Linked DNA regions of Homo sapiens: all the other regions are linked to region 1. Evidence: chromatin contacts called from ENCODE Hi-C or POLR2A ChIA-PET data. All regions are on one chromosome and are shown on one strand. Each heading gives the region's core, a stretch centred on a gene start or an enhancer-like site at or near the end of the contact. The rest is flanking DNA. Distances are from core to core; before and after follow the strand shown. Region 1 holds the start of ZNF333 (zinc finger protein 333). Region 2 holds the start of SMIM7 (small integral membrane protein 7). Region 3 overlaps CACNA1A (calcium voltage-gated channel subunit alpha1 A).

Region 1 (3,346 bases), core at 281-2,780:
TATTAATTCTTTTTAAAAAGGCAAGGCAAGCGCATATATTCTTTGTGGAAACAAACACCTCACTCGTAAAACTGAAATCTGATGCATGATTTTCCTCTGGAGTTAATTTTTTCCTGATTTCTCAGTAGACACGAGCTTTAACCCCATTATTAAAAAAGACATCCCACTTATGGCCAACTCAATTTGAATTTCCAGTATTAACAAAGTTTATATCGTCTTTTCCCTGAAGTTCCATTAGTTTTGAAGCTCTGTGATTCACATGCTTGGGGGAAGGACTGGAGCCAACTTGAAAAGATCTGAATAACAGTCTTAGGTTTTCTTGATAATAATATTTGTGAAATAACTGAGAAACGGCTTTTCTTAACCTAACAGTGAGAAACTTGATGCCCACAGCAGAAGTAAAAGTCGTCTCAAACATAGAAAATAAAGAAAAACAAAAACAAAAAAAATTAAGAACTCCTCCTTTTGTTGTTGTTTTTGTTTTTGAGATGGAGTCTTGCTCTGTCACCCAGGCTGGAGTGCAGTGGCACAATCTCAGCTCACTGCAACCTCCGCCTCTGGGGTTCAAGCGATTCTCCTGCCTCAGCCTCCCGAGTAGTTGGGATTACAGGCGCCCACCACTACGCTCGGCTAATTTGTGTATTTTTAGTAAAGACAGGGTTTCACCATGTTGGCCAGGCTGGTCTCAAACTCCTGACCTCAGGTGATCCACCCGCCTCGGCCTCCCAAAGTGCTGGGATTATAGGAGTGAGCCACCAAGCCTGGCCAAAAGCTTTCTTATGAGAAAGAAAAAAAAGAAGAAAGAAAAAGTTATGGAAAAGGAAGAGATGCAAAGCCAAGCTAACAGATATTAAGCTAAAAGACTTCAAATTGTCAGTCTCCAAAAGAAATCTCTCGTCATCTAATTCATTCCTTAATGGAGGATGCATTCAATTTTTTAAGTAAATTTGGCCAATCAATTAAACCAGTTTGCACATGTGGACCCAGACCTCACTTTCCAGTTGCAAAGCTAGATAATATTAAGTATCATATCAAATAAAACGTGAATTACTAATTCGCAGTTATCTTGCATACTGTAGGCAAGGTAGGGCCGTCTTTATGCACTTTCCCTAAAAATTGGGAAGGACAGGTGAGAGCTGGGGCCGGTGTCACCACATTTCTGAGCTGTGGGACCTGGACTGTTTGGGATTTCCCTTTTGACAGGATGACAGCCCTGTCTGCCCGGACGGGGGGTACCTGAGAGCGAGAGACCGGGCGGCGGGCGCCCAGATGCGAGGCCCTGACTGTGTGGGCCTCACGCCGGCCACCGGCTGATCGCAGGGAGGAAACCCCTCACACAGGCGGAGCTGTTCTAGGCCCTCCAGTCCCTCCCCGCGCCAGCCGAGCCCTCCCCGCCCTCCCCGCCCTCCCGAGGGGCCGGGCCACACCTGCAAGCCAGCCGGAGACACTCCCACCGTGCCGTGCCGCACCGCGCCGCGCCGCGCAGCACAGCTCAGCCGCCGTCGGCCGCCGCCGCGCGCACTTCCGCTTCCGGTCTCGGGGCCGCCGGGAACGGAAGTGGCTGTGGCTCAGGCTGTTGTGGCCAGGGTAGCCTTAGGCGGCGGCAGAGAAACTAACGTCTTCTTTAGCCTCCAAGGAGAAATTCTAGTATTCTTACCCGGGGGATGAGGTTAGGCTCTGGAGTGGGGTCCCACAGAGCATGGAGGGTGGTGCTGGGGGCGGAGCCTATGTCCGAGAGACAGGGATAGGGGTGGGGCTTAGGTCCCGGGGCAAAAGTGGGGCGGGGCCTGTGCGCGGGGGCGGGGTGGAGTGTGGCTTGCCCTCCGATGGCTGATGGGCGGGGCTTGCACCCCAATGGCGGAGTGGGCGGGGCCTTGGTTTGCAGGGTGGTAGTAGGGGCGGGTCGTGCGCCTCAGGGGCAAAAATGGGGCGGGGCTTGTGCTTGGGGTGGGAATGGGAGCTGAACTTGCATTCGGAAGGCGGGATGAGGGGACCTGGGCTTCAAGGGTTGAGAGGGGCACACCCGACCCCTCCCCGGGTCTCTTTAGGGATGCTCAATATTTAACTTACCCTTTTCTCCTTCCTTTTCCCCAACCCCTTCCACCTTTATCCATGGGCTTAATCCAATCCCCTACAAAAATATACCCATACTTAAGATTGTTTTTGTATATTTTTATACGGCTGACCCTTAGGCAACGGGAGTTGGGGCGCCACCCTGTGCAGTGGAAAATTCACTTCTTTTGACTCCCCCAAAACCTACCTACTAATAGACTACTGTTAACCAGAAGCTTTACCAATAACATAAAGTTAGTTAACACATATTTTGTATATTATATGCCATATTCTTAAAATAAACTAAGCTCAGAGAAAAGAAAGTGTTATTAAGAAAATCATGAAGAAGAGAAAATATATTTACTCTTCGTTACGTGGAAGTGATCGTAAAGATCATAAATAAACGTCTTCATCGTCAGCTTCACCCTGAGTAGGCTGAGGAAAGGGAGGGGTTTGTCTTGCTGTCCCAAGGAGGACAAAGGTAGAAAAAAATCTACCTATAAGGGGATAGCCACAGTTCAAACCCTTGGTGTTCACGGGTCAACTAACTGTCTTTATTCTAAAAATAGGACGATGTATTTTTGTTTCTTCTACAGCTTGCCCTTCTCACTAAAAATAAGATGTGTGAATCTAAGACATAGATCTGACTTTTTAAAAACTATTTATTATGTAGTATACATAGTACATACCTATGGGAAAAGTTCAAACGGGAGGCTCACTCTATTCCTAAATTTTCCTCCCCTGAAACAACCACTGTCACTAGTTCCCTGGTATTCTTTATATATCAAGCACATGTGCAGTCATGCACCACATAACAAGGTTTTGGTCAACCACGAAACACATACACAGTTGTGATCCCATAAGGTTATAATGGAGCTGAAAATTTCTTATCACCTAGTGATGTTGTAACTGTCACAATGTTGCAGTGCAACACATTACTCACATTTAAAAAGGTTTTAAAAATATGAAAAGACCGGGCGCGGTGGCTTACGCCTGCAATCCCAAGACTTTGGAGGCCGACGCTGGTGGATCACTTGAGGTCAGGAGTTCGAGACCAGCCTGGCCAACATGATGAAACCCCCAGTCTCTACTAGTAATACAAAAATTAGCTGGGCATGGTGGCATGCGCCTGTAATCCCAGCTATTCGGGAGGCTGAGGCAGGAGAATTGCTTGAACCCAGGAGGTGGAGGGTGCAGTGACCCAAGGTCTTGCCATTGCACTCCAGCCTGTGCAACAAGAGCAAAACTCCATCTCAAAAAAAAAAATGAAAAATAGCTTATAGAATAAGGATAT
Region 2 (3,346 bases), core at 1-2,500, 2.0 Mb before region 1:
CCGGCCCGCGCCACCCGCTGCCGGTCCCCTCCAGCCCCCCGCCCCGGCTCACCTGGCTCATACTTGAGGTAGAGGATGGAGACGATGAAGTAACTGAGGTCGAAGACGGGGAAGAGCGGCACCCGCGAGAAGCTGAGCGCCAGTTCGCCCAGGCTCAGCGCCGAGAGCAGCTCCATGGCGCCCGCCTGCCCGCCTGCCGGGTGCCACCCGGGGCCCCGGCCTCGTCCGTCCCGCCGCCCGCGGCCCGGCGACTGCGCCCCCGCAGCTGGGCCCGCCCCCGCCCGCCAGGCGCCACCCCAGGCCCGGCCCCCGCGGGAGAGGAGGGGCGACGGCCCACCCCGGGACAGGTGGTGGGGACGCCCAGCACCACGGACGCAGCTGGACGGTCGGGCGTCCCAGGCGTTGACCCTCCTGCCATCGCTACCCCGTTCCGCCCAGCGAGGCGGGGTGCGGGGCACCCGTGCAAGGCGAGGGAGGCTGGGGAGCTGCCTGTTCTGGGGGCCCGTCCCTCACGGAGCCCACCCACGCGGGACGCCCGTTCCCAGGGGGCCGGATCGGCCAGGACTTTGTCCCCGTGGGCTCAATTAGGACCCCGATCTTCGGTGGAGCCCAGTGAGGACCCCTACGCCATGGTGGGACCCCATGAATCAGAACCCCTGTTCCCCGTGGAGATAGGTTAGGACCTCGGTCCTCTGTGGAGCCCCGTCAAGACTTTTCTGCCCCATAGGGTCCGTTCGATCAGGAACCCCGTCTCCGGTGGGGCTCTGCAAATCAGGACGTCTTGTGGGGGGCAGCTCAGTGGGAACCCCCGTTCCCCATGGGGCCCAGGAGGATCTCATTTTAGAGCCCAGTTGGTTGGGGCACCCGTTTCTAGGGACCCCACTGCGTCAGGACCCCGCACCCTGTGCAGCTCAGGAGTCAAAGGATTCCTTTTGTCCAGAAGCCCAATTTGGGACCCCAGAAAGTGAGTAGGAATTGCTGCCCAGCTAACCCTACGGCATCGAGACCTCACGCATGCGCGGCACGCTTCGAACGCGTGACCCAATCCCGCCCCCAGGAGACCCCGCTCCTCCCATTCTGGCTCTCGGGGCCTCCCCAGCGAGGTGGGGCGCTCGCGCTCCCCTAAGGGGGTCTGGCCTGCAGAGGGCGGGACCCTCCCAGCCTTGACCTTCGATTGGCCCAGCCCTCGCCACTGTTGCTTTAGGATTGGTCGGCTTGTGCTCCTCTCCCCTCCCTCCCTGGGGCTTCCGCTTCCGGTTCTGACGGACGCTTCGGCCGTAACGATGATCGGAGACATCCTGCTGTTCGGGTAATTAGGGGGACCAGAGGCTGGGAAGAGAGAGCCAGGCAGGACGCGGGGGCGCCCCTAGTAACTGTAATTCTCCCTCTGCAGGACGTTGCTGATGAATGCCGGGGCGGTGCTGAACTTTAAGCTGTGAGTAGGTCGCGGCCGGACTGCGGCTCCATCCGGGGAACCCGTAGCCCCGCCCTCATAAGCGTGATCTCGGCGCACTTCTCAGGCCCCGCCCCCAAGCCGCAGGCCCCGCCCTATCCGCCCTCTGGGCACGCCTCCAGCCTGGTTTATCTTCCTCGCCCCCCACCCCCCGAGAGACCTTAAACCCATACTCTCCGTTCCTTGGTTGTCCCTCTGTTCACCTTCCTGGAGAGCTTAAGCCCCATCCCCCAAGAAATAGCCCCACCGCGGACCTTCCGCCCTGCACCCGCACTGTCGGGCCACTTTGTAAACGGTCGGTGGCTGCTGACCTGGCTGTGATTGTCCGGGCAGTGGGGGCCCAGAGAAGGGTATTGAACGTCAGAGGTCACACAGCAAGTTTGCGGCAGGGCCAGGGCTGAAACTTAGTGTTTGTGGCCTTCTGAGCTGGGGGTCAGGGGGCTGAGGACTCTATGTCCCATTGAAAGTGGACACTGTCTGCTCCTCTTTGTAGGAAAAAGAAGGACACGCAGGGCTTTGGGGAGGAGTCCAGGGAGCCCAGCACAGGTAAGGTCTAATTGGATCCTGGAATTGCATGGTCCACTTCAGAGGACAGTTCTGTTTCGCCAAGCCCTACCTTCGTTTTCTTTCTTTCTCTTTTTTTTTTTTTTTTTTTTTTGACACAAGGTCTTGCTCTGTTGTCCAGGTTGGAGTGCAGTGGTGCGATCATGGCTCACTGCAGACTCGACCTCCTGAGCTAAAGTGATCCTTCCACCTCAGCCCCCTTAGTAGCTGGGATTACAGGTGTGTGCCACCATGCCAGGCTAAATTTTGTATTTTTTGTAGAGATGGGGTTTCTCCACGTTGCCCAGGCCGGTCTCGAACTCCTGGGTTCAAGTGATCCCTGCCTTGGCCTCCCGAAGAGCTGGGATTACAGGCGTGAGCCACAAGTTTTCTCTTTAATTGAGCGTGTGTGTGAGTGGGAGATGACTGAGAATGTGCTAGCCTTTCTGCCTACCTCTGTCATCTATTTCTTTCTCCTACCAGACCTCCCTGATGTGAGCACTCACATCACTTCCTACCGTTATAATGTTCTGTTATGTTTGCTGTCATCTGGCTAATGTCTGCCCCTCACATATGACTGTAAACTTCAGAGAAGAGGCCCTAGCTTGGCTTGTCCCATCCTTTGTTCTTGCCGTACCCGTCCTCCGATGCCTGTGAATGAATGAATGAACAACCTCACACATAGCTGTTGCTTTCAGAGTGCTGCAGACCTGCCACTTTTAAAATTAGATGCCAACATTAGATTTTTAATCAGGAGATTTTATATAAAAATTAAGATGTCTGATTTTTCTTGAAAAATTGGAACATTCTGCAACTCAAGATTCAGGAGAGCTGTTTGCATCTATTGAGTGTAGTTGAGAAGGACTCTGAGGAGGTGGGGCCTGTAGACTCTGCCTCATCCCAGCCCTAACCCCTTCATATGTCTATCATCTGCCTGGGCCCTGGAGGCCCCAGAATTTACACTTCCTGCTGAATTTGATTGTGTAACTATTTGGAGTCTTAAGGGGATCTGTACATGACTATTGTATCCATTCATTAATTCTTTCATTCACCAGATATTTGAGTACCTAACGCATGCTGGCTACTGTGCTAGGTGCTGGGGTACAGCAGGGGTAAGACAGATAGAGTGGAACTTACCATGGGGTGGGACACATGGTTTCTAAGCAGGGAATAGATAGTGACAGAGGTGACGTTAGGTGACAGAGGCAGGGAGTCACAGGATGGTGATGGGGTTGCCCTCCTGCTGGGGTGTGGAAGGGAAGGCCATTTGAGGAGGCGGCGTCACAGTCAAGGCGGTGGATGCCATGATGGAGCACTGCCCAAGGATGGGGGAACCCTGAGGAACAGAGG
Region 3 (3,346 bases), core at 1-2,500, 1.5 Mb after region 1:
TGGTGCTAGCTGCTGACCCCAGCCCACCGGCCTGTCCCCTCCCCCAGACCATCTCAGACACCAGCCCCATGAAGCGTTCAGCCTCCGTGCTGGGCCCCAAGGCCCGACGCCTGGACGATTACTCGCTGGAGCGGGTCCCGCCCGAGGAGAACCAGCGGCACCACCAGCGGCGCCGCGACCGCAGCCACCGCGCCTCTGAGCGCTCCCTGGGCCGCTACACCGATGTGGACACAGGTGGGCAGCCCTGTGGTGCTCAGGGACAAGCAGAACAGAGGAGAGGAGAGGGGAGGAGAAGGCAGGGCGGAGGAGACACTAAGGAAGAAGAAAGGGAGAGGCCTCCATGGAGAGGGGACAGAGGGGGCCAGGCAGCAGCTGCAGGAACCTGGGTACTACCCCCTCCCCCCAACCCACTGACCTGCCTCGGTTCAGGGGATCTCTAGGGCCCCCACACCTTCCAGGTGGCCTCCTGTGTGTGCATCTGCCCCACCTCTCCCTCACGACCACCTGTGTGTCTGTCTGACCCTCACCCGGCCCAGGCTTGGGGACAGACCTGAGCATGACCACCCAATCCGGGGACCTGCCGTCGAAGGAGCGGGACCAGGAGCGGGGCCGGCCCAAGGATCGGAAGCATCGACAGCACCACCACCACCACCACCACCACCACCATCCCCCGCCCCCCGACAAGGACCGCTATGCCCAGGAACGGCCGGACCACGGCCGGGCACGGGCTCGGGACCAGCGCTGGTCCCGCTCGCCCAGCGAGGGCCGAGAGCACATGGCGCACCGGCAGGTGGGTGCGGCTGCAAGTGACCCCAGGCTGGGCTCGGCCGGGAGGCGGGGAGGAGAGAAGGGGATACCCCATCCAACAGCCACTCTAGGCAAAGGTCCCCGGATCCCGGCTGTGACCACCTCCCATCCTGCCCCCAAGCCACCGGGGTGCCCGGCGGCCGGAGCGGACACGGATCCCCACCACACCAGCTGCCTATGCTGTCCCCCCAGCCCCCTTGCCCACCCGCCGCCCCCTCCCCGCCGCCCGCAGCTGCTTGCTCCTCGGTTGTGGATCATATTTGAGTTCTGGGCCGTGCCGCCCGACCTTTCACTTTCCTTTAACCCGGCTTCTGTTTTTGTTTCAATTATGATTTCTGTCCTCTGGACGCCTGTGAGTAATTTTTGAAACTTCTGCTATTTTTAACCCCGAAACTTACAAAACTCCATTTCTCATTTCTCTTTTCACTTTGTTGTGTTGGTTTTCGACTCCTCCCCTCCCTGTCTCACTCCCCCTCCTCCCCTCCCTCCTCCCTGTGGCTGTTGCTTTTTTCCATTCAATGTCCTGTGTCCCCCCTCTCCTCCTCCTCCTCCTCCTCCCCCTCCCCCTCCTCCCTCTCCTCCCGGCCCCTCTCCCTTCGCTCCCCTCTCTTCCTCCCAATCCCGTGTCTCCTTTGATTTTGTTGTATCTTTTTTTTTGATTTCCTTTGTTTCAATTTTCGTGTAGGGCAGTAGTTCCGTAAGTGGAAGCCCAGCCCCCTCAACATCTGGTACCAGCACTCCGCGGCGGGGCCGCCGCCAGCTCCCCCAGACCCCCTCCACCCCCCGGCCACACGTGTCCTATTCCCCTGTGATCCGTAAGGCCGGCGGCTCGGGGCCCCCGCAGCAGCAGCAGCAGCAGCAGCAGCAGCAGCAGCAGCAGGCGGTGGCCAGGCCGGGCCGGGCGGCCACCAGCGGCCCTCGGAGGTACCCAGGCCCCACGGCCGAGCCTCTGGCCGGAGATCGGCCGCCCACGGGGGGCCACAGCAGCGGCCGCTCGCCCAGGATGGAGAGGCGGGTCCCAGGCCCGGCCCGGAGCGAGTCCCCCAGGGCCTGTCGACACGGCGGGGCCCGGTGGCCGGCATCTGGCCCGCACGTGTCCGAGGGGCCCCCGGGTCCCCGGCACCATGGCTACTACCGGGGCTCCGACTACGACGAGGCCGATGGCCCGGGCAGCGGGGGCGGCGAGGAGGCCATGGCCGGGGCCTACGACGCGCCACCCCCCGTACGACACGCGTCCTCGGGCGCCACCGGGCGCTCGCCCAGGACTCCCCGGGCCTCGGGCCCGGCCTGCGCCTCGCCTTCTCGGCACGGCCGGCGACTCCCCAACGGCTACTACCCGGCGCACGGACTGGCCAGGCCCCGCGGGCCGGGCTCCAGGAAGGGCCTGCACGAACCCTACAGCGAGAGTGACGATGATTGGTGCTAAGCCCGGGCGAGGTGGCGCCCGCCCGGCCCCCCACGCACCCCACGCACACACCCCACCCGAGGAGCCGCGCAGAGGCCGCGGGGGCCCAGCACAGAGGGCCCGGGAGAGGGCCAGCCGGGAGACCCCAGACTCTGGAGAGGCCAGGGCTGGGCCACAAGGGTGTCCCGCAGAGACCCTCGGCCAAAAGAGACCCTCCTGGGCAGCCACGGCGCCCCCCAACCAGCCCCGATCCCCCCACCCACGACAGGGGCTCTCGGGTGGGAGGCAGGGAGCAGACAAACCACACAGCCAAGGGATTTGAATTAACTCAGCCATTTTTGGAGAACTTTGGGGAACATGAAAAAAAAAAAAAAAAAAAAAAAAAAAAACATTTTTAAAAGAAAAAACGGGGAGAAAAAAATAGCTTCTATTGATGAGTTTTATCATCTCAATTGAATCTTTCCTTTCCCTGATGAAGACAGCTGGTGGCCGAGTGCGGCAAAGAAGCCAGAAGGAACCAGAATCCCAGTGCCCTACACCCACCACCAGACACACTCACACCCACACACGTTCTCAGACACACACAAGAGTGCTTGCCGGTTATACCAAACCCTACTATTACTGCCTGCAGAAATCAATTTAAAAAAATAATAATAACAATAAACAATTTTAAAAAGGACAAAAAAATTAATGATTGAGAAAAGAGGCATTTTTTTCTGACATTTGGTCCTGCTTGAAACAACAAAAGAAGAAGAAAAACCCACCATCACCACCGATTCCTTTGCTTCTTTTTTCCTTTTTTCCTACCTTGTTTGAAAACCGTGGGCTTGGGACTGTGAATTATTGCATGACATTCAAAAAGAAAAAAAAAATAAAAAAAAGTTGAATCAAAGGGCTTTTGGATAGGAGTGGTCTTTGTCCCTTGGCTAGGTGCTGCCTGGGTGGGTCTCTCTTGGGGAATCATACAAAGAGGCACTTCTTTGTTAGCTCCTAGAAGCACTGTTTGAAAGCGACAAGGAGGCCGGGCATCATGCACGCCTGTAATCCCAGCACTTTGGGAGGCTAAGGCAGATGGATCACTTGAGGTCAGGAGTTCGAGACCAGCCCGACCAACATGGCAAAACCTCATCTCTA

What was found. Hi-C counts contacts between places; a loop is a spot of excess contacts on that map. ChIA-PET counts read pairs that join two places held with the same protein, here RNA polymerase II (POLR2A). Pooled maps may share reads with other maps.
Region 2: a loop to region 1 is called in a map of CD8-positive, alpha-beta T cell, with 19 times the contacts of the local background. The contact joins the promoter of SMIM7 here to the promoter of ZNF333 in region 1. A Hi-C loop is called at or near these places in 1 of 168 maps with a recorded cell type or tissue (CD8-positive, alpha-beta T cell) and 6 of 50 pooled maps. POLR2A ChIA-PET finds 5 or more read pairs at or near these places in 2 of 52 experiments (activated T-cell and naive thymus-derived CD8-positive, alpha-beta T cell).
Region 3: a loop to region 1 is called in a pooled map, with 5 times the contacts of the local background. The contact joins the enhancer-like site here to the promoter of ZNF333 in region 1. A Hi-C loop is called at or near these places in 1 of 50 pooled maps. POLR2A ChIA-PET finds 5 or more read pairs at or near these places in 2 of 52 experiments (CD8-positive, alpha-beta T cell and activated T-cell).

The regions. Positions count from the first base shown.
Region 1 is chr19:14,688,232-14,691,577 of GRCh38, reverse strand. ZNF333 (zinc finger protein 333) reads right to left here and starts at 1,530. Exons shown (of 12, transcript NM_032433.4): 1 at 1,428-1,530. RefSeq lists silencers at 1,187-1,556, 1,887-1,936.
Region 2 is chr19:16,658,048-16,661,393 of GRCh38, reverse strand. SMIM7 (small integral membrane protein 7) reads left to right here and starts at 1,250. Exons shown (of 5, transcript NM_024104.4): 1 at 1,250-1,309; 2 at 1,394-1,435; 3 at 1,947-1,999. The coding sequence starts at 1,284. TMEM38A (transmembrane protein 38A) reads right to left here and starts at 255. Exons shown (of 6, transcript NM_024074.4): 1 at 53-255. The coding sequence starts at 176. RefSeq lists silencers at 188-437, 458-657.
Region 3 is chr19:13,206,200-13,209,545 of GRCh38, reverse strand. It overlaps CACNA1A (calcium voltage-gated channel subunit alpha1 A), which reads left to right. Exons shown (of 47, transcript NM_001127222.2): 45 at 48-234; 46 at 537-790; 47 at 1,493-3,104. The coding sequence ends at 2,233. Among named protein-coding and RNA genes, the nearest start is that of IER2, 57 kb to the right of the region's middle. RefSeq lists enhancers at 1-730, 1,037-1,306 and silencers at 717-906, 987-1,036. Within about 2 kb of position 1,250, at least 24 of the 41 ENCODE cell types and tissues checked have a DNase peak (open chromatin) inside an H3K27ac peak, as active enhancers do; they include CD8-positive, alpha-beta T cell, where a contact is called at or near this core.